Linked DNA regions of Mus musculus: region 1 is linked to region 2. Evidence: chromatin loops called from intact Hi-C (ENCODE). Cell type or tissue: heart. All regions are shown on one strand. Each heading gives the region's core, and the rest is flanking DNA. Links, peaks and the distances in the headings are about the cores only. Region 1 holds the start of Gm36139 (a long non-coding RNA gene). Region 2 overlaps Gm36139 (a long non-coding RNA gene).

Region 1 (12,616 bases), core at 3,054-11,053, 51 kb before region 2:
GTCATGGACTAACCTTCTACCACTTTAAGCAAGCCTCTAATTAAATGCTATCTTTTATACATTGGCTTGGTAGTGGTGTCTTTTTACAACAATAGAGCATTAACAAAGGCACATGTCTTTTGCATGTGCCCACCCTCAATGAGCTGGCATAGGTCTGACTCATCTTCTATAAAGAAGATAGTAAAAGAGAAATTTGAGGGGCCCCATAAATATCTCAATGAGCAGATTGTCTCTTGTGACTTTGTGACACCCATTCTTCTACCTTTGATGCTGAGGCTGGCTTTGCCCTCAAAGACCATTGTTAAGCTAATTTTCAAATATGACAATGGGTTTAGTGTAGGAACAGTTTAATAGACCTTCTTGTCCACACAACTTCCAAGGAATGAGAACTGTTCACCCAGCAAGAACACAGAGACAGAGAGAATCCCTCCACAGCTGGGAGTCCCTGCTTCAGGTCAATGGGCAACTCACTGGAAGCTCCTCGATTTAGCTTCTATCACAAATACTCTTTAAAAAGAGAGGCATTTAGGAAGCTCTGTCTTGTAGTGTCCCATCAGTACAGCATTGGGTTGTGCTCTACTTTCTTTAAAATGTCCAAGAGAAGACCTACTTTATTTACTTAAGAGAAAAGATAGTATCAGGTGGCGAGACTATTGAACAAATGGTACAGACAAGAAAGAGGCTTGGTGGACGTGCAGCAAGAGAAGGAAATGCCTTTTTGGGGAGATGTCAGAAAGGTTTTCTGAAGCTGTGTAAACTGAGACCAGATCTGGAAGCTTCGTGTTCTGGAAAAGAGCAGGAGGGAGTTAAGCTCTATGGAGGACTTTCAGACTATAGTTTCTGCTATAACCAGGGCCAGGCTGATTAGCATTTCCCAGGGACTTGGAGTTGAAGCCCTTCGGTGACTGAGGGGGCGAGCAGAATGTACAAGCTGACTACGCAGTCTGAGTTGGGGTGATTGATGGCTTCACTTGTGGTTCTAGGAAGTCTCAAGGGAAAGCTTGATTGGGTGATACTGATTGTAGGTATAATAAGAGGCAGGCAGCAAGCATGATGTAGACTCCCACCAGGTAGGAGGAGTATGGGACTGGGTAGAAAGCAAAATAATGGTCAAGCTGGGGAATCACTGTCTGAGTCTGCCTGGGGGAAGAGAGACTGTGAGAACCCAAAGTGAGACAGGGACAAGAGGACCACTTCTAACTCTTCTCCCACAATGCACTGGCTGCTGAAATGGCTGGAAGCTACTGACCCTGTTACTCCTCTGAGTCCTCTATGCTGGGGACAGTGAGTGGGATGTCCTCTCTCAGTAGCCCCACTTGTGATTATCCACTGGCTAGAATAACACATGATCAGACTAGGGCACACCTGGGGGTGAGGCCATCCTCCCTGGAGAATCTGTTACTCAGGACCACCTTGAACTCCAGGATGATCATCTTCATCTCCTAGCAGAGGCTGGGGGTGGGGCAGATGATGGTTGGTTATGTCTGGTTTGCAGTCTGGCCATTCCTCAAGGGAGCAGACACCAGCGCTGCTGCTGCTGTGGCTGCTGCTGTGGTAATGTGGCAGGGCTGCCTGCTGACTCTGAACTTCTGTAAGGCTAACCAAGATCTGACATGTTAATACAGCTTTGATGCTCTCAGCCTCTAAGTCACTGGAAATACAGTTCTGGGAAAAATTCCTGAGGATATTTCTTTGAACATTGGTATCTTCATCTAGAAAGGGAGGAAAGGAAGGAGGGAGGGAGGGAGGGAGGGAGGGAGAAGCAAAGTGGGGAATTTGTGCCTCCACAATTCCCCATTTTGGAGAGAACTATTTATTTCCCATCACTTATGAACATCATGGTCTCTTATTTTAAACTTCTTTAATGATTGCCCTTCCAAAGTTTCCCCTGTTCAGAAAACACTGGTAAATAGAAAACTTAAGCATCTCCTTTCTGTTAGAAAAGGGTCTGTTTGTTATTGCTCAGTGACACATTGCATAAAGGAACATTTTAAAACTCACAAATATTTTCTTGTAGATTATTTCATGTTGATGGGCAGGGAAGGACCAACATTCTAAGGTTACTGGTATACAGACAGGTGAATTAACTAACTGGCTCATGGCCATTCCTGTAGTAAATGATAAATCTGGGAAAAACTTCAGGCTTCTACTTTAAGATCAAGGCAAATGGCCTATGAGAAGGAAGGCTTTGTTTCCTCGTCAAGTGTAAAGGAAGAAAAATATATTCCATGATTTTCTAAATCAGGAATTTAGAATATAGTCTTTACAAATTAAAAAAAAAAAAAAAAACCCCAAAGCTGTGCTAGTAGTCTGTGCACTGTGTTCATGCCTGGTATACTGCAGAGGTCAAAAGAGGACCTTTGACCTCCTGGAACCAGAGTTAAAGATAGCTGTGAACCTCCACATGGCTCTGGGACTTGAACCTGAGTCCTTGGGAAGAAGAACCAGTGCTCTTTACCATAGGAACATCTTCCCAATCCAAGATTATCCAAGAGCGCAAACAAAGCAAATCTTCAGCCCTGATGTCCTTTATGGAGGTAACTGCTGTTATGAGTTTGGTATGTATTTTTTCCTTAAAAAAAACAAAACAAAACAAAAAACTCAATGGTACTTTTATGTCATTATAAAAGTGGTATATGGTCATTACAGGAGCCAAAAGGGGGGGACCCCTCCTTTTCAGTGCTACTTGGAGACAGAGTTAATATTTCATCATGCTTCCCATTAACCTTGATAGAGGCATGCTTTTACAGCTATACATATCTTACATAACTAAGGCTTTAGTGCGTGTATGATTGACTGCTTTTTAAAAATTTACATATCAGGAAAATTTTCTCATGCTAATGAGTTTTTGGAACGATATTTTAAAGGCAGCATGTTTCTTTAATTAGGGGTGGCACAGTCATTTCGTTAACCATTTACTACTTACTGGAAGTTTCCAATGTTTGTATAACTGTAAATGATGCTGAGGTGCTATCTTTTTTTCATAAGGAAGGAATGCTTCTTAGGCTCAAATTTTACACATTTTCCTTTATTTACCCTACCGAGCATATTGGCAGAAGTCCTGAACTGTGTTAATTATCAAATCAAATCATTTGGGGAGGCTCCCGTCTCCTGGCCACTGGGCCATTTGTACCAAATGAATAATGGAGAGAACAGTGGTAACGAGCATGGCTCCGTGGCTGTTCATTAATGCCATCTGCTCAGCAAAACATTAATGAGCTGCACTTTTGACCCGTGAAGAGCGCTTTTAATTACAGTTCTTTCTTGGTGTCTTTGCTCTTTTGATTCCACCAGCCTGCCAGAGCCTTTGAACATACTGTCTATGCTTTGCAGCCATGAATGAGCTCTCTGGCTTTGAGCTGATTTAAGCATTACAGTAGAAAGGGCATGATAAAAGGGCAAATATCCCTCTAAGCTTTGCTTTTCACACTGAAGCTGGGATAAATGAGATAGAGGTTGAAAGCTCCCACAGTTACTTGACTAGTAGACCAATCACAAGAGATCTAAGCAATGAACGGTTGCCCAAAGATTACAAGTGCTATCAAAAACATAAACATAATCAACATAAATAGCAATCAGAGACGTTGACTAATAACTAAAATATTACAGCATTTTAAGCTGTAAAATCCACTATTTTTTCAATGGAATATCCAATTTCATCATGGAATACTGCTGGCATACATAGTATACAAATGGATTCATTTGTGAAAAGCTTACTTGCCAGTGAGGTTGAAAATAGATGCTATCTGGTCAACTCAGGAGTAAATATTGATGTCTTAAGATCTGCCTTCTCTGTGAGGCAATATCTATGTTTAGCAAAATGTATTAAAAAAGAATTATCACGGTAGGATTCTAGCAGTGTTTAGTTATAAATGTTAGTGATATGATTGTAATTTCTGGGAGGGAGGAAATTATCAGCAGTGTCACACAAGAGACAGAAACACTTTGTCAAACTCCTGTTCCACAAGTTAGCTGATATGCTAACACCATGGTTATAGAAAGGAGTGACTGCACATGAAGGCAGCTCACCACTGTCTATAACTCTAGTTATAGCAAATCTCACGTCCTCTTTTGGTCCCTTCAGGTACTCCAGGGAGAACACCCATTCACATAAAAATCAAAATAAATATATTATTAAAAAATAAAAAGAAGAGTGATTATGGTTATATAAAAGAGTGTGTTTTAGAGGCAAATTTTGCCAGAGGAATTTGGAGAGACGTTTTCTTATTATTGAGACATTTGCATTTCTGACATAGTTGATCAGGAGGTGAAGCACAAGGCTCTTCCTGATCTTCATAGCTCCCAGCTGCCTTGTCTAATGACGTCACCTAAGCCAGGTCCTATCTGGGTAAGAGGAAACACAGCCCCCAGCACACAGGACGTATGTAATCTTAGTGCTTGATTTGGTTAAGTTTCTGAGTTCATAGTTAATCAAAGCTTGCTTTTTATCAAATTAAACAGAATAGAATGCCACAGATAGCTCCTACGGACACCGACACATGACACAGTTTGCTCCCACTGGGAAAGCAGCCATTTCTGCCCCTGGAAATGCACTTCATACTGTTACTGTCACCACCACTGATAGAACAAATTTGGCTGTCCCTGCTTCTTGGAATCACTTGATTCCAAAGTGACATTTTCACTGCTTAGGTCTTAGGGTCCTGCAGAAAAATGATACCAAACACTTCATCACTCTTTAACATACACAAAAATCCCCTCTGACTTAATCCCAAATATGAAATGTGTTGGCTGACACCATAACCAGAATAATGTCAGATCTTTCTGAGGATGTGGGCAAGGGCAACCCAGCAAATCTCAATCACATGTGTATGTTAACTTGTATTGGCTTTGTGGTTTTGGTACAAAGTTAAGGCCAGGTAGGCAAGAAGTTGGACATGAGATAATCAAAGCATCTGCGCTTGTATCTTGGAGTGGGGTTTCTCCTGATGACCCGAATGCTCCCAAGGTTAAAGCTGCCTTACAACTGCAGTGAGGCTCTTTCTGCTATATCAGAAAACTCATGCGCCACAGGGCTTTCCTAATTGAGTCAAATACACACCAATGAAAAGCCTGTATTGACTCTGGGAAGGGAAGCAGATCAGTATCTTGCTCAGCCATCCTCAGAGACTTCCTCCTGCAGCAGATGGGACCAAATACAGAAACTCATAGCCAGACATTATGCACCAGTGAGACCTTGAAGCACTCAGGCCTAAAGAAGATGTCTCCATCAAATTGCTCCCCTCAGGGATCAGGGAACCCTACAGAAGAGGAGGCAGAAAGAGTGTAAGAGACAGAGGGGATGGAGGATACCAAGCAAACAAGGACCTGTAAATTCACATGGCAAGGCCCTGTAAATCAACAAAACAGATGCACTCATCCCCAGAGACTGGGGCAGCACACACAAGGCCTGCCTGGGTCTGGATCTTCACCAGTTGGGTTCCTAGAACTGAAAGGAAAAAAAAAAAAAAAAAGACACTCTGAAGAAGCTATCTCCAATTGATAATCACTTGCAAATGATAATGTCCTTTTCTCCAAAAGAGTTTCACTGGGGGAAACAAACTATTCTTAAGGGGGTAGGCTGCTTGCCCAGCAATAGTGGCCAACAGAAAATGAACTCAATGGCATCTTTGGATGTTCCTTGCCTCATAACGTAATGTTAGGCCTTTTTCTCTTTTAACTTTATCATTATTTTACTTATATGTTTTTCTTCCTCTCTCTTTTTATCTTTGTGTATATATATTATGATGTCCATATATATTATGTTGATGTGTTTTCATGGGGTTCCTGAGTGTTCAAATAAGTGAGTCTTCTGTTTGTTTGTTCTGTTCTGTTCCGATGTGTTCGTTTTTGAAATATCTATTTTTAATAAAAGGAAAAAATAGGAAGACAAAAAGAAATCAAAGAGGAAAGAAAAGTCGGAATCTCAGAAGAGTCGAGCTTACTTATATGATCGCCTGTAAGGTCTTGCCTCTCCTACCCTTGGCTTTCAAGAGATTCAGAAATCCCCTAAAGAGAGACCCCAGTTCTTTATGATTTGGGGAGGGAGAAAGCGGTCACTGATCCTATGAACATGCCACTGGTCTCAAAAGTATTCACTGAAACTTAAGACTCCAGAAAGGGATCTCTGTGTGCTGCTATCTGAGCTTACGCTCTCTCTCAATCTTTCTCTGGAGTGGACTTTGATTTACTAAACAAATTTAAAACTTAACTTTACTGAAAGCTATCTGTGCTCCTCAGTTGAATTCTTTCCTTAAAGAAGAAAAGAAGCTGGAGAAACCTTTGCATTGTAATGAAGTTAGTTCCTAATTAGGAGCAACATTCTGATGGAAACAGACATAGTGACAGGAAGCATTCAGCTGGACAACAACACTGTAGAAGCACAGCAGGCTGGAGAAGAGAATAAAGATCTACATCAACTCATTGGCCCAGTGAGCAAATCACATCCAGCTTTGTGAGCAATGATACCCAGTGGACTCAGCTGGCTCCCAGGTGTCTCCTTGTTCATCTAGGAGGTAATGTTGTTTTCTGTGTTACAAATTGTGATTGACTGGGTAGCTGCAAGGCAGCTTTATTATCAGTTTATGTTGAGTCCCTATGTATTTTATTTCCCATCAATGTTGTGTGTTGCTTATGCAGCACTCAGCAAGTATTGGGATATAGAGGGAGAAGGTCCTGCCATCTGGTCTACCTCCCCACTGAGGTCTTTTGGTAAGGATTGATCTAGGCTACAAGTATTTTCACCATCTCAGTTTATGCTGAGTTATGTCCTTTCTCCAAACCTTACCCATAAACCTCTGATCTCACTCTTCACAAATAGTCTAATATCAGACCAACCCCCCCCCACACACATTTCAATAAATCTTGACTGATTAGAACTCAGCACCACCACTTTTGACAAGCAAATTGGCTAAAGAGATCTTTAGGTTTTACTCATAAGGTTTTCCTTTTCTGCTTTCTAAGAGAAGTATTACCCAATGGGTGTGAAACAGTCCAGTATCCTTCCAGGAGGTGCTAGAATATCTTAACGGTGTCTTCTCTAAGCCTTTGTGTTGACTAAGCTTGCAGGTCAGTCTCCTTGGTTTGCCACGCTCTCCGGTCGAGTCAGCTTGACAGGCTGAGGCTTGAAAGCTACTCACGAGGCAAAAGAGTTTCACAGAAACTCGCTCCTGGAGTCTGTCGTTCTCTCTAACCCATACATTAATTTTCCATTCCCGAGTTAGTCTAGTGTATGGATCCACGTGCTCTCTTTTAGTATTATCTTAATGTAAGTGCCTTTTAAGATTGAATTCTGACATAGCTAAAGCCAGTGTTCCAACAGTCCTAGAACGTCCTTGAGCAAGACCATGGGCTTAGAATTCAGGAAGAATGTTGCTATTCAGTGACATTTAGAATAGCCTCTGGTACTACACTATCACTTAGAATAAAAGCCAAGTCGCTCCCATACACAGGAATTTACAATGGTTTAGGAAGTAGATCAGGCTGTGGTTTTAGAGTACTGCATTATTCATGAGATGGTTAGCTAGAACGGAACTCCCTAGTTAGAACCATGACTTGGGTGTGAAAGCCCTTGCCCTAGGAGAGTAAAGACCTCACACCCAACTTCCTTATTGTCTTCTGTATAAAAAGTTTGATGCTCAATTTAAAAAATTACATTCAGATTCTACATAACCTCTCCTGTGTGCATCTGTCATTCATCCAACGCTTTGCCCACCCGCGACTAGAGACCCGTTCCACGCAGACAAAAGGGGCCCAGAGGATCTGTGGCATTGGTTCAGTGTCGCTTAAGGAAGGGTGGCAGAAGTAGCTGTGCAGGGAGTATGAACCCCTTGTTTACAAAACTACAAAATGTGCTTCCAGGAGGAGTTTGTACTTTGGCCTGTAGATAAACTCTTCCCTTTAAGATTAATACACAACAGGGAACAGCCAGTTAGTGGTGAGGCCGCAAAGATAACCCACTCATGATGGTCAGCTGGTGTCCCATGACCTGACTACCGGTCTTTATCAAACTTCTGTAGCAAGGTGTTTCTCGTGAGGGGAACAATTACTTGCTGAAAAGGACATGGCTTTTATCCAAAACCTTAGGGGCTTCTAAAAGCCTTTTGTATTATCACTTGCTGTGGGCTCAGTTAGCACCCTTACCCACTTATCCCGTGCATCTGTGTTAGTTTGCTCAGATGAGTCACAGAGGTTGGAAACAGAGCTGGTGGAGCTGTGGTTCCTAGCGGTGGGAAATTCCTGTTGATTAGGGGCTCTCTTTAAAGTTGCAGCACAGTAGCATACAGATATAGAAAAGCTACTCTCAAAACCCACAGATGTCCACAACACTTTTGTCTTCTTTCCAGTGGGAAGAATACAAAATTAGTGGTTTTAACAGAGTTCTGGAGATGCTGCCGGCCTATCCCTCCGCATCACTGTGTCCTCAGAAACTAATGTCATACATCCTGATATCATTTTGGATTCCTCTCCCCAGCTTTTCTGCACATTATCTTACTACAGCATCTATAATAGCACGATTTCCTCTTCCTTCCTTTCTTCCTTCCTTCCTTCCTTCCTTCCTTCCTTTCTTTCTTTCTTTCTTTCTTTCTTTCTCACATATATGTTTTGCAGTTTTGTAAACAAGTGGTTCATACTTCCTGCAAAGCTACTTCTGACCTGTCCACACCCCTCTCGAAGCCACCCTGAAAAAGACCTGCAAGGAGTCAACACAAAGGCTTAGAGAAAGCACTGTAAGATATTTTAGCACCTGGTGGAAGGATCCTGGACTCTTTGACACCCACTTGGTAACACTGCTCTTGGAAAAGCAACAGATGAGTTCGATCAAGTAGGGTTTCCTGAAAGGATCAATTCTAGCACAAGTCCTGAAAGTTAGTGTGACCAAGAATAGTGATGAAAATGTATTACCGCATGCACTGGGAGAAAGCAGGGGTTTGATGTCTGTACAGCAGTTAAACGTAAAAGAATTTTTTTTCTTGATTAGTGGCTACATATCACCAAATGCAAGCCATGTATGCTTGTTCAAGTGAAATGGCTACCTCTAGAACAGAAGGTACGGTTGAATGCCAGCTTCTGTTTCTCATCTACTGCTTTTCTGTCAGATGCATCTGCCTCAGGCACTCTAAAGCAGCAAGTTGAACAGGGATGAAAGATTTGCTACATCTGTGGTTCAAGTCTTTGATGGCAGAGCAAGGGTTTGTATTAGTCATGGGAATCCCAGAGATTTGCTTGATATTTCTCCAATAATTCTCCACAGCTCAGGGAGCTATGTAATTGGAGAATCAGCCAAGTCCCGTATAGGCATATTCTAACTATATATTAAGACCCCATAAAAATCATCACACCGCAGCTTCAGAGTTCCCATTGGCAGCTGAACATATTGGCTATTATTAGCGTCAGTTATAAATTCTATGGCGCACGAACTAGTGAGGTGGCTGAGCAGGTAAAGGCACTTGCTGTGAAAGTTTAACAACCTGAGTTTGGTCCCAAGGACCTATAGGAGGGAGAATGGACTAACTATAGTCACCCCTTGACCTACACACACACACACACACACACACACACACACACACACACACATAGGCACACACACACACACAAAACCATAGTCACCCCTTGACCTCCGACACACACACACACACACACACACACACACACAGAAAGAGAGAGAGAGAGAGAAAAAATAAATACATTGTGTATCCCTGGATGAGTCTCGAGGAATTAAGAATGGACAGGTATTTTTAGTAAAAATCTAAAAGGCTGAATATTGATGTTTCCCTTCTCTGATACATTAGTTACTTTGATGAATGGCCAGAGCTCTCATCCAATGCTTCCCTTTGTGAAAGGATGTGGGAGGGGTGGAGGGGGAAGAATATACAATGCCTGTTTTCCTGTCACTGCATGCTTCTTCTTCAAAAGTGGCTTTTCACTCCTTCCAGGCCTGGAAATGCCTTGATGGTCACAGCACTTGATGACGAGAGTTACAGTGGCTCCGACTGACCTTTTACAACCCAGATCTAGAATTTTTTTAAATTGTAAAAAAATCTAATAGGACCTTGAACTATTACCATTTCAATGCCAGAGCCTGGACCTTAGTCCCTGGCATGATGGAGGACAGGCAGCTGATCCTGTTGTCATGCCACTTTATCTTTGCTGCCTTGAACTTGGTTATTAAACACTAACATTGGGGACTCCAAACTGCCAGCATTTCCAACCAAGTCAGGGAAGTTTCTTTATACTCTATCAATCTCTGGCCTTCAGAAAATAGCCAGTGAGTTCTCATAAGACTTCTAAACAATGAGGAAGCAATTTTATTAAGGGGGGGGTATGTGTATGAAGACTTCTCCTAGCCTTAGTAGGGGCTAGTTCTGATATAGTGTGAGCCATCTCAATCTTCTAAAGTGTCTGTATTCCAAACCTTTTTGGGGGTCCAAGTTTTTTCTTTCTTTCTTTCTTTCTTTCTTTCTTTCTTTCTATCATCAACATCCTTAGTTTTATCAAAGGAATTTTCCTAGGCTTTCAATCTTATCACATTGTAACTTGGCAACACTTAAGGGGAATCTTTGGATTGTTTTGGAGGAGGTGGTGGTGGCACTTCGAGGAATGTCATAGTCTACCACAGGAGATTCTCATAGGAGATATGCACGAGGTAACTGATCACTGTAGCTGTAACCAATCAATTTGTAGCTGTCACAAGTCATTTGGGGTTTTAAACACACCCTTCTGTATTAATTACTCTTCTCATCGATGTGGCCAAATACTGGACGAGAAGCAGTGTAAGAGAGGAAACTCATAGTCTGGGACTTCACAGTCCATTGTGCTGTGGAACGGGTGGATGGCATCAGGAATATGGTAGCTTGTCATATTGTTATGCAGTCAAAATGAGATAGGCGGCCAAAAGTGGGTCCAGGCTAAGAAACCCCAAGACCCACCCCTAGTGGCCCGCTTCCTTCAGCTAGATCCTAACTCCAGGCCCAGGTCCAAGTGCAGTCAAGAGTTGAAACACATGACCCTGCGGGGGACATTTTAGCTACAATATTTTATCGTCTTTCAGGCTGCCCAAAGTCGGGAAAAATAGTTAACTCATGTTCACTGTCCTTGTGGTACCTCTCTCCTTTATGTGATTCTGGCTCGTCCAGAGCTTTTCTACAATGACCTTCCCATGTAGGTGACTATGGGAATTGCATTCAATAACATCAACTGGGTTGTTATTTTGTTCAACCAGCCAGAATGGATTCTAATTTCTAAGTTTCCCCATCACCTTAAGTGTCCACACTTGTAGAGTGAGCATACCTCACATGTGTCCACACTTTAGGGTGTGCTGGTAGTGTGTATCCCCCAAGGACATCAACGTTCCAATTGCTAAGATCCATGAGTGAATTAGATTACACAGCAAAGGGGAGTTAGAGTTGCAACTGAAATTAAGATTGCTAATAAACTTACCTAAAATACATAGATTATACAGATGGACTTCCAAGGATCCACAAAGGTGGAAAGGGAAGGTAAAAGAAAGGAGTCCAATGGAGGAGAAATGGTTAGAGAGATATATAATGTTGCTGGCTTCCAAACTGAAGGAAGAAACCTCTCATGTATTACCAAAGTGGGGACCCTAGATTTGCCTGGTAAACTCCCCCAAAAGAACATAGCTCTCCTGATACCTCAGTTTTGGGGCTCACACTCCTTTAATGAAAGAGTACTAATGAGTGTTGTGCTCTGCTACCCCATCTGTGCTCAGCTGTTAAAAGGGTAGTGGCCAGAAAACTAAGGCAGGATTTTCATTTCAAACACTAGAAGATGAATGGCCATTTTAATTAGAAGATAGTTATTCAGAAAGGTCTGTCTAGCTCATGGACTGGCCATGAGGGCTGGGGGCAGAGTACACATTAGAGTCACACCACGGTTTTCCCTCAGGCTTGCTTCATTGAGCTGTGGACACCTTCACAGGGAAGTGGCCATGGTACCCTCTTCTGTTGGGACCAACAATGGATGCTAACATTAAACAATGTGGTTAGGCCTTTAGCCCCTTCCCTTTTTGGATGTAGATGCTGCCCATGTCACCTTCTGAAGACACAGATTTACACAGTCTCTATTTTGGGTCTAAACAAAACCTGTTTTTTTTTCTTTTTCTTTTTTGTTTTTTTGTTTGTTTGTTTGTTTTTTCCAGTGTTCTCAGGTGCTTTTTTACAGTTTTTATTTTTAGTGATTTTATTAAACAAATGGTAAGTGTACACATTTATGGAATATGATGTTATGTTCCAACGTATGTTTATTTTGTTTATAGGGATATGAATTTATACAACCAATGTGGAGAATGGTATGAAGATTGTTAAATATAGAACTACCATATATTTGACAATCTCACTTCTGGGTACATATCCAAAGGAAATGAAATTAGTGTGTCAAAGAGACACATTGCTTATTGTAATGTTCTTTACAAGAATGAAAATTTAAAAGCAACCCACACATCTGCCAATAGCTCAAGAAGGAGGTATGGTCCACATATCTTAAAGGGGATACTAGAGTAGCCTTCAAAACACAAGGACACTCCTCTGTGACAACATGGATCTGTAGAGTGTTACGAGTCATTAACTTCTAATAAACACCAGGAGTCTGTGTGCCTTGA
Region 2 (12,616 bases), core at 1,863-9,862:
GGACCTGAGACTGGAGCTCTAGCACTTCTATAAAAGCCAGGTGCCACAGCACAATCCTGTAACCCTGGGCTGGCAAGAGCAGGGACAAGTGGATCCCAGGGGCTCCCTGGCCAACCAGTCTTTTTTCTAAATGGCCAGCTCCAAATTCAGTACTGACTATATCTCAAAGCAGTAAGATGCAGCACTATAGAAGATGCTCAAAACTGAGCTCTGGCCTCCACAGGTACATGCACAGCTAAGCACACATGTGCACACACATGCACATAACACACGCACATGCACAATTCAAGAAACTGATAGTAGTTGACATTGTTAATCTAGCAAATGAAGTCATTTCTGAAGATAATGTAACTGGTGGACCCTACAATACTCAAGGCAGGTTGTGTGAAATGGGAAGAAGTAGATAGTGTTCCAAACTGAAACTGCTCAGTCATGTTTTATTGATTTAAATACAACTCATCTCACGTGCATCAGCAATCTTACCACACTGCACTCAAGACAGTCAAATGAATTAAACATTAGTGCGAAGAATAAATACAGAAATGCTTCTAATTGCACTAAACGCATCTATATATAGTAAAACACCCTTCATATTGTATACTACTTCTAACTGAGTAAATGTTTGACGTGAAGCCTAATTTAGCAAGACTTCAATTTCTCAATGGAAAACACTCTCTTCATCAGCGGTGACTGTAATTTCCCATATTAAATACTGTTTCTAACAGTGATTTGTTGAGAAAACCCCAATCCGTATACAGCCCATCTAATTACAATATTCTTTTGAAGCTGAATGGTTCTTAAGGATACCTTGTGATGGTTCCAAACTAATCCCTCCCAACCAGGTTAAAGAATGAGCCTCTGCAGGAGGAATATGAATTCAGAGTGCCTTGGGGTCACAAATTGTTTTATATTTATATAGTTATATATTTACCAAGTCCCTTCTGTTTATGATCTGTGAAGATCCTGGTAACACAGAGGTGCCACCTGTCACCACCAACTTCTCTGCCAGTTGCTTTCAGGTGTCACTGTGTACTGGAGAAGCATACCCAATACTAAAGTGGCCACTGATTTCTTGTTAAGATCTTGTTCAAAATGAAATCCCATACTGGAATCTTTTTGACATATAAAATCTTTCCATCTAATGGACGCTCAACATTTGAGGGTGTAGAGGGATGCTCACTGTTTCTATCAACATTACATTCTGATGCTTAGAGTTTTAGTCCAAGAGCAAATTTTCATATCCTCTAAGACACCTCCTGGGATTGAGCCCACGGCCAGGGGATAGTCTCTGTTCTTCAGCAGTAACAACAAGATTTCTGACTTCTTGTAAAAAAAAAAAAAAAAAAAAAAAAAAAAAAAAAAAAAAAAAAAAAACTGTTTCTCCTAGGAGGAATGGTCCCCAACAATTTAGAATGCAAATTCCCCTCTTTATATATAATATCAGGGTCTTTTTTTTTTTTTTTTTGTATCTGCAATGCTGGACTATTAATCCCAAGCATCAGAAGAACCAAGGGTAAGATGGGTGTGACCTAAAAATATATACATGAAGTAATGCCTCTCTCTCTTAAGTTGGAAGGACATCATACACAGTCCATAGCAACAGATGCCTGAAATGCAGTATGCAGTAAAGAAGGAGTGTTTTTCTTCTCTGTTGGTTAGCCTAGGACTACCAGCCTCTCCATCATTCTAGCAAATACACATCTTAGATCACTTTCTCAAAAACATTTATTCTGCACACCAGTGATCCCCAAAGGTCTTCTTGGTTTGAGATGATGACCTTAGGCTGTAGGGAAGGAAATTCTTCTGAAGTTTCCCAGGCCTCTCAGGGAGTCAGGACCTCCTCTAGACCTACGGGACCCTCACTATTCACATTGCCTAAGGCAGAAACAGCAAGGGCCCTCATTTGGGTGGGTGTCTGGGAGAAGGCTGCAGAAAGTCTTGAGATGCCCAGTAAGTCTCTAATGAGTGGCTGGAAACTACCAGTGTCCCCCAGCGCCCCCTTGCCCCAGGCAGTCACTTAGTGAAGGGCTCATCAACATCCATCATGACAGCTGTCCTCTCGCCATCACTCCCCAGACCCTGATAGAGTGGCATCAAGGTTAGGTAGATTGTGATGCCCTGAGATTTTAGATAAGAGGCATATGCTATGGTTCAAATCTATGTGCCCCTCCAAGTTCATGTGTTAGGATTTAATGTCCAAGGTAATCAATCATATTAAGGGTGAGACCTTTTGGGAAGAGGCTAAGTCTTTACCATTATGTCCTCCTGAGTGGGATAAGGATTCTTTAAGGGAAGTAGAGGGAACTGTCCTCTTTAATACAGTTTAAGTCTGGAATGTCTCCCAGAGAACCCTTGGGTTAAAAGTTGGTCTTAGGCTTGACACTATGCTATGTGCTCCCACAATGCTATGCTGCCTTTGCTCAACAGGGCCACCTGGTCATGAACGCTGTGAGCTTTGTTCCTGGACCGTGTGATGATATACCATTGTCCCCTCCAGAGGACACAGCATGAAAGCCCTGACCAGACACTCATCTGCAAGTGTCTTGATTTTCGAGTTTCTAGGTTTCTAAACTGCACAAAAGTTCTATTATTTCTAAACTAATAAATTTATGGCACTTTGTTATAACTCCAGGAACAGACATATCCAACCTACAGTAGACTCTAGTAGTTTGTTGTTTAACTGTCCTACTTTCAGAGTATACAACTTCCAGTGCATGTACTGCCTAGAATAAAGACATTATTGTGTCTGCTCCCTTGTACCTACATGGCCATGTGATTAAGTTATAAACCATGAGAAATGTGTAAATAGAGTATGATAGCTTTGGGGAGTTTTAGATTAAGGCGTGTTTTGTTATCAGTTTTATCTCTGTTTCCTGGAATGTAGATGTTGTGTGGAATATGAATGCCAGCATTTGGAAAGTGAGCAAAGAGATTTAGAGAGGTCTGGGTTAAAGCTGTCGAGTTTAGTAATGATACAGGCTTTCTGATATATTGCACGGGACATGGTGAGAATGAAATATTATCGATGTTTATCCTAAATTCAAATGTTCTTGAGTCTTGTGCCTTGCTTTGGCGTACATCCTGATCTGGACCCCACACAGAAGCCATATCAGCCCCCAGGAAGTCTCCCAGGGATTCTACATATGAGGAAACCAAGCTGCATCATATTTTTCTGTCTCTTGTACACAAACTTAATTCAACAAAATCAAAGCAGTATGTTCCTATACTGAGCCTCTCACCTTTAAAACTTTACCACAATGCCCTTTTCTTCAGTGTTGCTTGTAAGTACAAAATTGTATATTCCATACACCTTTTTACAGTTTCTACAGACATTTTGGGGTTCTGGGGATGGCTCAGTGGGTGAGAGTACTTGTTACTCAGGCATGATAACCTGAGTGGGGATTCTCCACACCTACTTAAAAAGCCAGCTGTGGCCATACTCACCTGTGAACCGAGGACTGTGGGATCAGGAGGTAGAGACAGAAAGCTTCTTGGAACTTGACGGGGACCAGCTACCCAATAGACAGCAATCTCGAGGTTCGCTGAGAGACATTGTCTCAAGAGAGCAAGGCAGACAGATAGGCTAGAACACCCAATGTCCTCTGACCTCCACGTGCTCATACACCTGCACATACATGCGTGTGAACGTACGTGTTGGGCCATAGTGATCGCATTTGGTTACAGTGATCTGCTCATATTTATGGTTTACAATGCTTTACAATGGCCTCATTTTTTCATTTTACATACAATGTCTCATTATTTGGCCTTGCTCATATAACTGGAAAGAAGTGAGTGTCAGGCTTGAATTTGCATCTGCTAGCTCAGTCTGTTGGTGTCTCTGCTGACTTACGACTTCTGTCCTGACCTTAGCTGATTTACCAGGAATGAAACACAGGCAAGTTGCCCTTTGTTGGGAGTGACTGAATGCAGGGAGCCCATCTGTTCTGCTCTGTGGCCTCAAGATCTGCAGGTTCAACGTCTGAGTGTCACAAGGCTTTGGAAAGGGGACCAAGCCAGGATGATTGCATTTGTAGGTTGGAGGGAGTGGTGGTGGGGTGGAGGTGGGGCACAAGTAGCCTCTCACACAGTTACATAAGAAGCATAAAAATAGAGGCTGTCTTGATTGTGTTAGCATCCGGATGAGTTCCTAGAAGACTTCCTTTTTGGCGACTTTGAGTGAAATTCTCCTTCCTGTAGCAAGAAACTCTTGCAAGAAGTTTGAATCAAAGTTCTTCTGTTTTTAAAGTATGGCTTTGGGATAGAAGATCTGGGTGCTTAGTAAACATTTGATTAGATAGTGTTTTCATATTTGCTTTGAATAGTAAGTGTAAGTAATACTACCACCACAATAAGCTCCCAAGCCTTGGTTGATGTCTTGGTTTTTCAAAATTGTTAAGAATGTTCCTGTGGAGGACTAAACCACCAACCAAAGAGTACACATGGAGGGATCCATGGCTCCACCCGCATATGTAGTAGAGGATGGTCTTGTCGAACATCAATGGGAGGAGAGGCCCTTGGCCCTGAGAAGGCTTGATGTCCCAGTGTAGGGGAATCCCAAGACAGGGAAGTGGGAGTGGATGGGTTGGGGAGCAGGGGTGGGGGGGAAGGGAATAGGGGATTTTCAGAGGGGAAGCCAGGAAAAGGGATAACATTTGAAATGTAATTAAAGAAAATATCTAATAAAAAAGATAATTAAAAAAGAAAAAAAATCATTAAAAGTAGGCATTGAAAAAAATTAATAAATTTTTTTTAAAATTAATAATAAAAAAATTAAAAAATGTTCCTGGACTGTCTTTTGTGGATGGTCTTCTCCATGAACCTCCAGAACTTCAGGCCTTCAGGAACTCTTTCCGTTTTAAAGTTGTGTTCCTGCTTAACCACTCAGCGACCCTCTCTCCAGCCAGCTGTTGAGGAGAGGGCTGGGGAGCTGCCTGTGGAATGGTTGCAGATACCAGGTCTGGAAGGCATTCATTGGCTGGAGGTTAGACAGCTGCTCATAGAGAAGGCAACTGGACAAGTAGGGCTGAGTTTTGAACCCAGGAAGCAGAGGGGCGGGCTTTATTCCATCTCGTTTCACTGTGTACACCCATCTTTACCACAATCATTTCAAACACTTTTAACTCGAGATAGCTTAGGCAGGACACAGTAAAAGCTCATTTCAATGTGTATTTTGGAATTAAACCATTTTGGTCTCTAATTAAACTTTAAGAATATCCCAAGATTTCCAGAAAGACCGATACAAGGCATCCATTGGCATTTACTGTGATTTAGCCAAAGCAGCCACTGTCATCATCTACAAATGTATTTGCAAAAAAAAAAAAAAAAAAAAAAAAAAGCCCTAGAATTGAGTTTTGATGACCTTATTTACAAGGCATCTATAACCCTTGACCTTATCTGTCTCCTTGTTCCTAGTCACTGACTTTAGAGCATTTAATGGAAAGTTAGTTTACTAAAACATCTACATTAGGATTCTCTTCAAATGTCTACAATATGATGAGGATACCCATAGGGTTTATTTTTAAAAGGCTTCCACTGCTTAAACAAATTAAAAGCAGTAGTGCTGAGAGTCTCTTTCAGCTCCCATATTTCCAATGTGCTGTCTCTCTATTTTTAGCTGTCATTGAAAGGACTAACTCCTGATTGCATCTACATGGTGCAATTCAAATTACTTAAGCTGTTTTCGTTAGCAGGAAAAGTTAGTTTCACTAGGGAGCTTCTTGCACAATGCTTGTCTCCAGCTTGTCTTAAATCAATTAGTTCAGAAACTCATAGAGCTGGAAGTCTCCAGAGCTGTCTCCCAACTGATAACCCATGCTAATAATTTGCACAGCTTATTCGACATCGGCAAAGTGAAACATGCTTTTGCCTGTTCATAATTGAGTTCATCTCTCTTGCGTTAACCGTATTGGTTGGTTTAATTAAAGAGCCACAGGCTTGCTAAGGACCAATATGGATTATCTCCTGCTTCGAGTTCCCTCTTGTTTAGATTTGGACATCTGCTTTGGGTCTAAGGGACTCTCTCACTGTCCCTTTAACAGCAATGCGCCCCCTCCCCTGCATATCTCACCCAGGAGTGTCTTAAGCCTGAAATATACAGCTAAGTCATATATTGTGTCTTGTTGTAGCAGCAGCTGCTGTAGTTTGTTTTTAGGGCTGCAGTTTGAGGTGAAGGTCATACTTTCTGTTCTCATGACTGCTGATAATGGCTGCAGGGCTCCTGAGGGAGCAGCCACAGACCAGAGCATGATGGGAGAAATGAACTCAGGTGACCCTTCTGTTTTGCTTAGATGAGGCATTACTGGGGAGTTCTTACCTAGGGCCAGGCTCCTGCGTCTGTCACTGCCCTCTACTGGATCAGTGCAGATGCCCGAGCGACACAGAGGGGCAGCTGATGAAGACTCTGGAGCCCAGCTCTGGGGATGTGGAGACAGACCTTACTCTTCACATCACCTGCATGCAATTAGCTGGTGACCGACCGTGGGTTGCTTGGTTTGACGTTTGCTTGTGCTGGAACGAGTCACATCTGTGAGATCTACCAGATGTGGGTTCGATTTGATTTTGCACAGTTGCAAAATAAATTGCATTTGGGCTTTGAGAGAAGATATATTTAGATCAGAGACATGAGAAGACCAAATGTTTCCAGAATGCGGAAAAAGACCGTGGCAAGAGCGTTTTACCGAGGGCGGATGGTTTGTGTCTAAGCCGACCCAGAGATGTATATTAAAAATTTCTTCAGAAGTTATCATAATTCCATCGTAAGCCTTCAATGTGCATTGCTGTGGAGGGGGACAGATCGACTTGGGGGGCTATTTGCTTTAGTCATCAACATGACTTTCCTCCCCAGAACCACTTCTTCTGCTCTGATCCCTATACATTTATCAACCCCTATTCCCTTTGCTTAGCTTAATGGCTTTTGGACTCTCAGCTACGTTTTATTTTTCATCCAAACTCTCTGCAGAAGTGGCAGGAATGGAAAAATAACCCAGAGATGAGATCTATATGCTTGTCCTTTGTGGTCCTTGGGAAAAACTATAGAAAATTCAAGTAAGAATAAAGAGGAAACATTAAGTCACCCCATTTGTCTCTTCCAGTCCATCTTTCTTTACCTCTGTGAGTAGCTGGTGAGGTTGCTTTTATCCAAAGCCCCCCCCTGCCTTCTGACCATCCCTTGAGTTATGTCAGCGTGAGTTCAGGTCATTTATGCCCCACTTCCCCCAACCCCCACTCCCATGGGGTGGCTGCCAGCTAGCTGCACTTCTTGAGTGAAGGCCCCAGCCTGTGGCTAGCAGTCTCCTTCCCTTAACTCTCTCTACAAAGCTTCCTGTCCTAGGCATTGCTAGCCCTGATGACTGGTAGGGTTCACCCCAACACCTGTAAGGTTCTCTATCAGAACCTCGCAAACGTGCCCCTTAATACACTTCTCAAATTACTTGAAGAGTTTCATTTGTTTTCTGCAGAAACTCTGCATAGTACAGTTATAATTACTATCCCCAAATAAGCTATTGTGAGTATTTTCTTAGCTCAAGCTACCATTAGGATGTTGTATATAGGTACCATATTTAGCATGTGCTTGCACATGTATCTCTGTCTATTTTTCTATATATTTTCCACACATGAACATGGGAGAGAAATGAGCTGTGTGGAGAGAAACGAACTTTAGGCAGTGAAGCATCTCTGTGTGGTATTGTCCTGGTGGGTCTGCACCATTAGACACTGGTAAAAATCATGGAATGTACATCAAGGGTAAACCCCACCAAATAAGCCTTGCCCTTTTGGTGATGATGATATGTCTGTGGGGGCTTATCAGTCATAAAACATGTACCACTCTGGTGTGTGTGTAAGGATGCTGATAAGGGGAAACTGCCTCTGTGGGGCAGAGGGCACATGGGAATTTTATTGTTGTTTTTCTTTTTTTCTGGGAATTATTTTAAAAATTATTTTTAAAAATGCTCAAAACACTGAATGATCTTTAGCTATTGGCTTATTTATTTATTGTGTGTACGTTTGCAACTGCACGTGGCGGTCAGAGAACAACTTGAAACAGACAGATCTATCCTTCTATCTTGTGGGTTTCAAGTGTCCAGCTAGATCTTCAGGCTTGGGTTCAAACACCTTTACCTGTTGTCCTGGTTAGGGTTTCTGTTGCTGTGATGAAACATGGCGAGCAAAAGATAGATGGAGAGGAAAGGAGTTTATTTGGCTTACACTTCCACATTGTAACCCTTCACTGGAGGAAGGCAGGGCAGACACTCAAACAGAGCAGGAACCTGGAGGCAGGAACTGATGCAGAGACCATGGACGGGGTGGGCTAACTGGCTTGCTCCCCATGGCTTGTTCAGCCTGCTGGCTTATAGAGCCCAGGACTGCCAGCCCAGGGATGGCACCACCCACAATGTGCTGGGTCCTCCCCCATCAATCATTAATTAAGGAAATGCCTTACAGGGTTGTCTGCAGTCTGATCTTATGGAGGCATTTTATCAATTGGGGTTCCCTCCTCTCAGACGACTACAGCTTGTGCCAAGTTGACATTAAATTAGCCAGCACATTCACTGAGCCATCTCTTTTGCCCTCAAGCTCAAAGCACTAAACCATTTTTTAAATGTGTGGTTCCTTTTAAATTGGCACAGCATTCTCAGTGCTAACACATTTTGTCATGTCTGATTTATGGCTGTAGTCTTCACTTGAGAAAAATGACGCCTTTCCTCTTTCCTCACAAATGTCTGTAATAAATGGGTGCTCCCTGATCTGGGACTTTCTCATTTCTTTCCCTGTCGTTAGTTTAAAGCGCGGTCGGTGTCGGTCTTCCATGCCTAGATAATGTGAACACGTGATTAATCACAGCGGTCTCTCTTTGAAGCCCTTTCTTGCTGATGATTTCACAGCCAAGTCTTGCGGTGCAGATATTCAGGATCATTTTTATTTAGACTCCTGAATATTTGCAAGAATAGACTAGCAGCTATAGACCAGCAAGAATAGACCAGCGCTTCTCAATCTGCGGGTCGTGACCCTTTTGGGAAACAAATGACCCCTTCACAGAGGTCGCCTATCAGATATCCTGCATATCAGATATTTACATTGCGATTCATAACAATAGCAAAATTGCACTTATGCGGTAGCAATGAAAATAATTCTACGGTTGAGGGCCACCACAACAGGAGGAACTGTATATTAAAGGGATACAGCATTAAGAAAGTTGAGAACCATGGGTGTAGACGGTGAACTTAAGAGTCTCTTAAAATCTCTGGATCTGTCTAGGCATTCGCCACATGGAACAGTGACTATACTGTCCTCAACATAGGCATGTGGCTGTCTATGGGCTGCACTGAGTCACCTGACTCCACACCAATGGATGGTGTCTTTCTTCAACATAGACACTTAAGGCGCAGAATTTTGTTTATTATTGTACATTGGCTCAACAAGATAAGGGAACGTGCTTCATTCAGAGGCAGCTTGATGAACTCAGTGGAGAGGTTGCCCCATTGATTTCTCAGAAGCTGCAATGGTCACCAGGTGGTGGATCTCTGGGTGCACACATGTTCTCAATGAGCAACTTGGAAATGCATGAAGGAGCAATGGTTGATGTGGGAAGCACGAGTCCTTCTGACAGGTGTGTACATGGACCTTCCATACTTTCAGAACCTTTCACCCGCTCATCAAGGCTTACAGAAGTGATGGTTGAAGATCTGATCATCTAGTTTGTAAAATTAGGTTTTTGGTGTGACCAGAATTGGAGGGGTTTTTGTTGTGTTTTGTTTTTGTTTTTTTTGTTTTGTTTGCCCTGCCATTGCTTTCTGAAAACGATTCCTAGAAAATTTTTGACCTTTGTGCTACATGGAGAAAGGAAATGTATAGATTTGATAAAATCAGATAATTCTAAATTTTCTTTTTTAGTTCTTTGAAGGAATTTTAGAAGTTCTATTAGTTGAGTACACAGCAGAATGAGGCAGTTTTTTTTCCCCCAGTGTTGTGAATTGAACCCAAGGTCTTGCACACACTAAGTGAGCACTCCATCCCTCAGCCCCAGAACATCTGGGAATCAGGTAGAACTACAGGGGAAGAAAATGAAATGAAACATTTGCCCATTCGGTTCTATGATATTTGTTTATAATTCTACCTTTTAAAATCTTGTACCCTAAACTGGGTGTGGTTGAACAGGCCTTTAATCCTAGGACTCCAGAGGCAAAACCAAGCAGGTCTCTGGGAGTTCCAGGCCAACCTGGTCTATATAATGAGTTCCCAGCCAGCTAGTGAGACCTTGTCTTAACTCCCCAGCCCCTGAAACCAAAAGGATAAACAACTGTTCCATAAATACACGATCATTCAAATGCGTTTTAAAGTATATAGCACTCATTTACTCTGATGTTATGCTATAGATGTAATGTTTAAAGGAATACAGGCATATTAATATAGTACAGAAAAACATGTGACTGTATTACCATATTATATAACAGTATATAAGCTATAAGTAGGATTTAGTGTGTCATCAATTTTATATATGACTAATGTTTGGCCAATCATCCCTGCTCGCCTGAGATGAGGGTTGCCAGGGATATGGGTGGGGCCTTTAGTTAAAGATACATATGAATAATCAGAGTACACAGCACTCCAGAATATTCTCTAAAAGGTAACCCTAGCAGGGATGAAAGTGTCATGACTTGTCTACAGCTTGGCTGTATTCCTTCTCTGTAAGAAAACAGGTCCAATATCCTTTCTGGATTCTTGTCCAATCCCAAATGGAGACCCCTTACCTCTCTCTTACAGTAGGCAAGAGAGCTGCTACCCCAAACTCATGCCACTTTTTTATTTAGTGTACTACCTACATTGACAATTCAACACTTGCAGTCGGGATATTTGGGTACAGAGCAGGCAGGACTGAAGGAAGAATGATACATTCAGAAGGAACTCCACATGACACAGAGTGAGGCGTTCTGTAGAATGGATAAAGAAGAGCCCCAGGCCAGCTTTATGCCCAGAGAGGACACAAATGGTCACAGTCCATTACTGAGTCAGTGTCTGTCAGAACCACCAGTGCCAGAAAAGCCCAGTGCGTCTCTATGGAAAGGCAACATGCTTTCTAGGGTCTTTATGTAAGGACAGCACTTTGGGTTGCAATAAGCAGTACAGTACCACAAAAAACAAACAAACAAATAGACAAACAAACAACCCCCGAGATCACAGATGAGCTTTGGGTGTTGCTTAAATACAGACTGAAGGTTTAATTTCCAGCTCAATTCAGTCAAGAATTCTATCTCGAATTCCCCATAGAATAGGTTCAGATACAAATGTGTCATCTGTAAGAAAATTAAGTGGGAAGAACTATACAAAAGATCTAGGTTTAAGGATACTTAGCAGCTGGTACAACCGGAGGTAGATGTTAGAGTCATTGCAAGGTGGCCTGAACTCCCTCCTGTTGAGGCAATGTTTTATGATGGTGTTTCAAGCAAGCTTTTGAAGTCTCAGAAGCCATGATTTTGAGGGATCCCACCTGACATTTGACCTGCACGTGGCCCATCGGGCCCAGAAGCAGTGGGACAGAGTTCGCCATGTTAGAGTTGGGAATCCAGACAAGAAAGCTACCTAAATAGAAACATCCTGCTTGTACTTGCTGTTCTTGCAGCTAGCTGTCTTCTGTCCTAAGACATGAATGAAGAGAAGGCACAAACACTGTCTCTGTAGAATGCAGAGCAGCACTGAGACAGTCAGTTCTCTGGGTCCTTGAGGAAATGAGTCCATTCATGACCAGGCCCCACACACATCCCTTTGGCTTCATTTTGACAGTGTTCTCAGAATCACTCAGATGATGATCAAGCTTCCACTTAGTGCATACACACACACACACACACACACACACACACACTGACTTTTGCTTTGGTTCCTTGAGTGTCACCAACCTTGAGCAGCCTACCCCGTGTTTCCTCTTGCTCTCTCTGTCATCTCTCCTTTCTTCTCTCCCTTCCTTCCTGCTTGCTTGCTTCCCCCCCCCCCATTTTAATTCCTACCCAAGCCCACAGGCCTCTTCAGCATTTTGGGATAAAACTCTGACTAGAGCTCTATAATTTTCCCACCCATTGCTCAATTGTCCTGGTGTCCAGAGCTCCAAATTTTCCCATCACCATTGTCTCCCTTGATGAAACTTGGAGGGCACTCTTTTTACATGGCTTTCTTCCTAACAAATTACATGGGCACAGACGTGAGTATATGTTTTATTCAAATTGCTCTGACATCAACCCATCCGAAGAAATCCCCAAATCAAGGACAGTTTGGGACTGGGTAGGAAAGTTGTCCTGTTACTGTTACTGTTGCTGTTTTGATACAGAATCTCATGTAGACATTGAGCCACTGACTGTCTTGCTTCTACTTTCCCAAGGCTGGGACTGCAGTTGCCACCAACCCTGCCTCTGTGTGTGTGTGTGTGTGTGTGTGTGTGTGTGTGTGTGCGCGCGCGCGTGCACACGCACACATGTGCATCCTATTATATCCCATCCTTGACAGATTCCAGAAGCCCTGGGCAGCATGGGATGCTATGGTCTTACTTGCACTCATGTCTTGAGATGCCTATGGCACTCTTACACACTCTTCTAGTAGTTGTTGGCAAGCTGTAAAACTTCCCTTTACT

Evidence for each region. Peaks named below come from ENCODE experiments on the same cell type or tissue, not always from the same donor. Only the 100,000 strongest peaks of a DNase experiment are listed, where the experiment ranks them.
Region 1: it touches region 2 in a loop (2.3-fold over the local background); 3 of 42 quality-filtered maps call a loop at or near these places.

Annotation. Positions count from the first base shown.
Region 1 is chr1:151,148,794-151,161,409 of GRCm38, reverse strand. It overlaps Gm36139 (a long non-coding RNA gene), which reads left to right and starts at 6,164. Exons shown (of 3, transcript XR_387463.3): 1 at 6,164-6,512. In heart, for the core only: no CTCF peak of the experiment used is centred there; a DNase peak (open chromatin) is centred at 7,959; H3K27ac peaks cover 599 bases.
Region 2 is chr1:151,096,901-151,109,516 of GRCm38, reverse strand. All of the region lies in intron 1 of Gm36139 (a long non-coding RNA gene), which reads left to right. It also overlaps the pseudogene Gm19087. Among named protein-coding and RNA genes, the nearest start is that of Gm36077, 19 kb to the right of the region's middle. In heart, for the core only: a CTCF peak has its summit at 6,358 (motif pointing left); DNase peaks (open chromatin) are centred at 4,016 and 6,246; H3K27ac peaks cover 3,167 bases.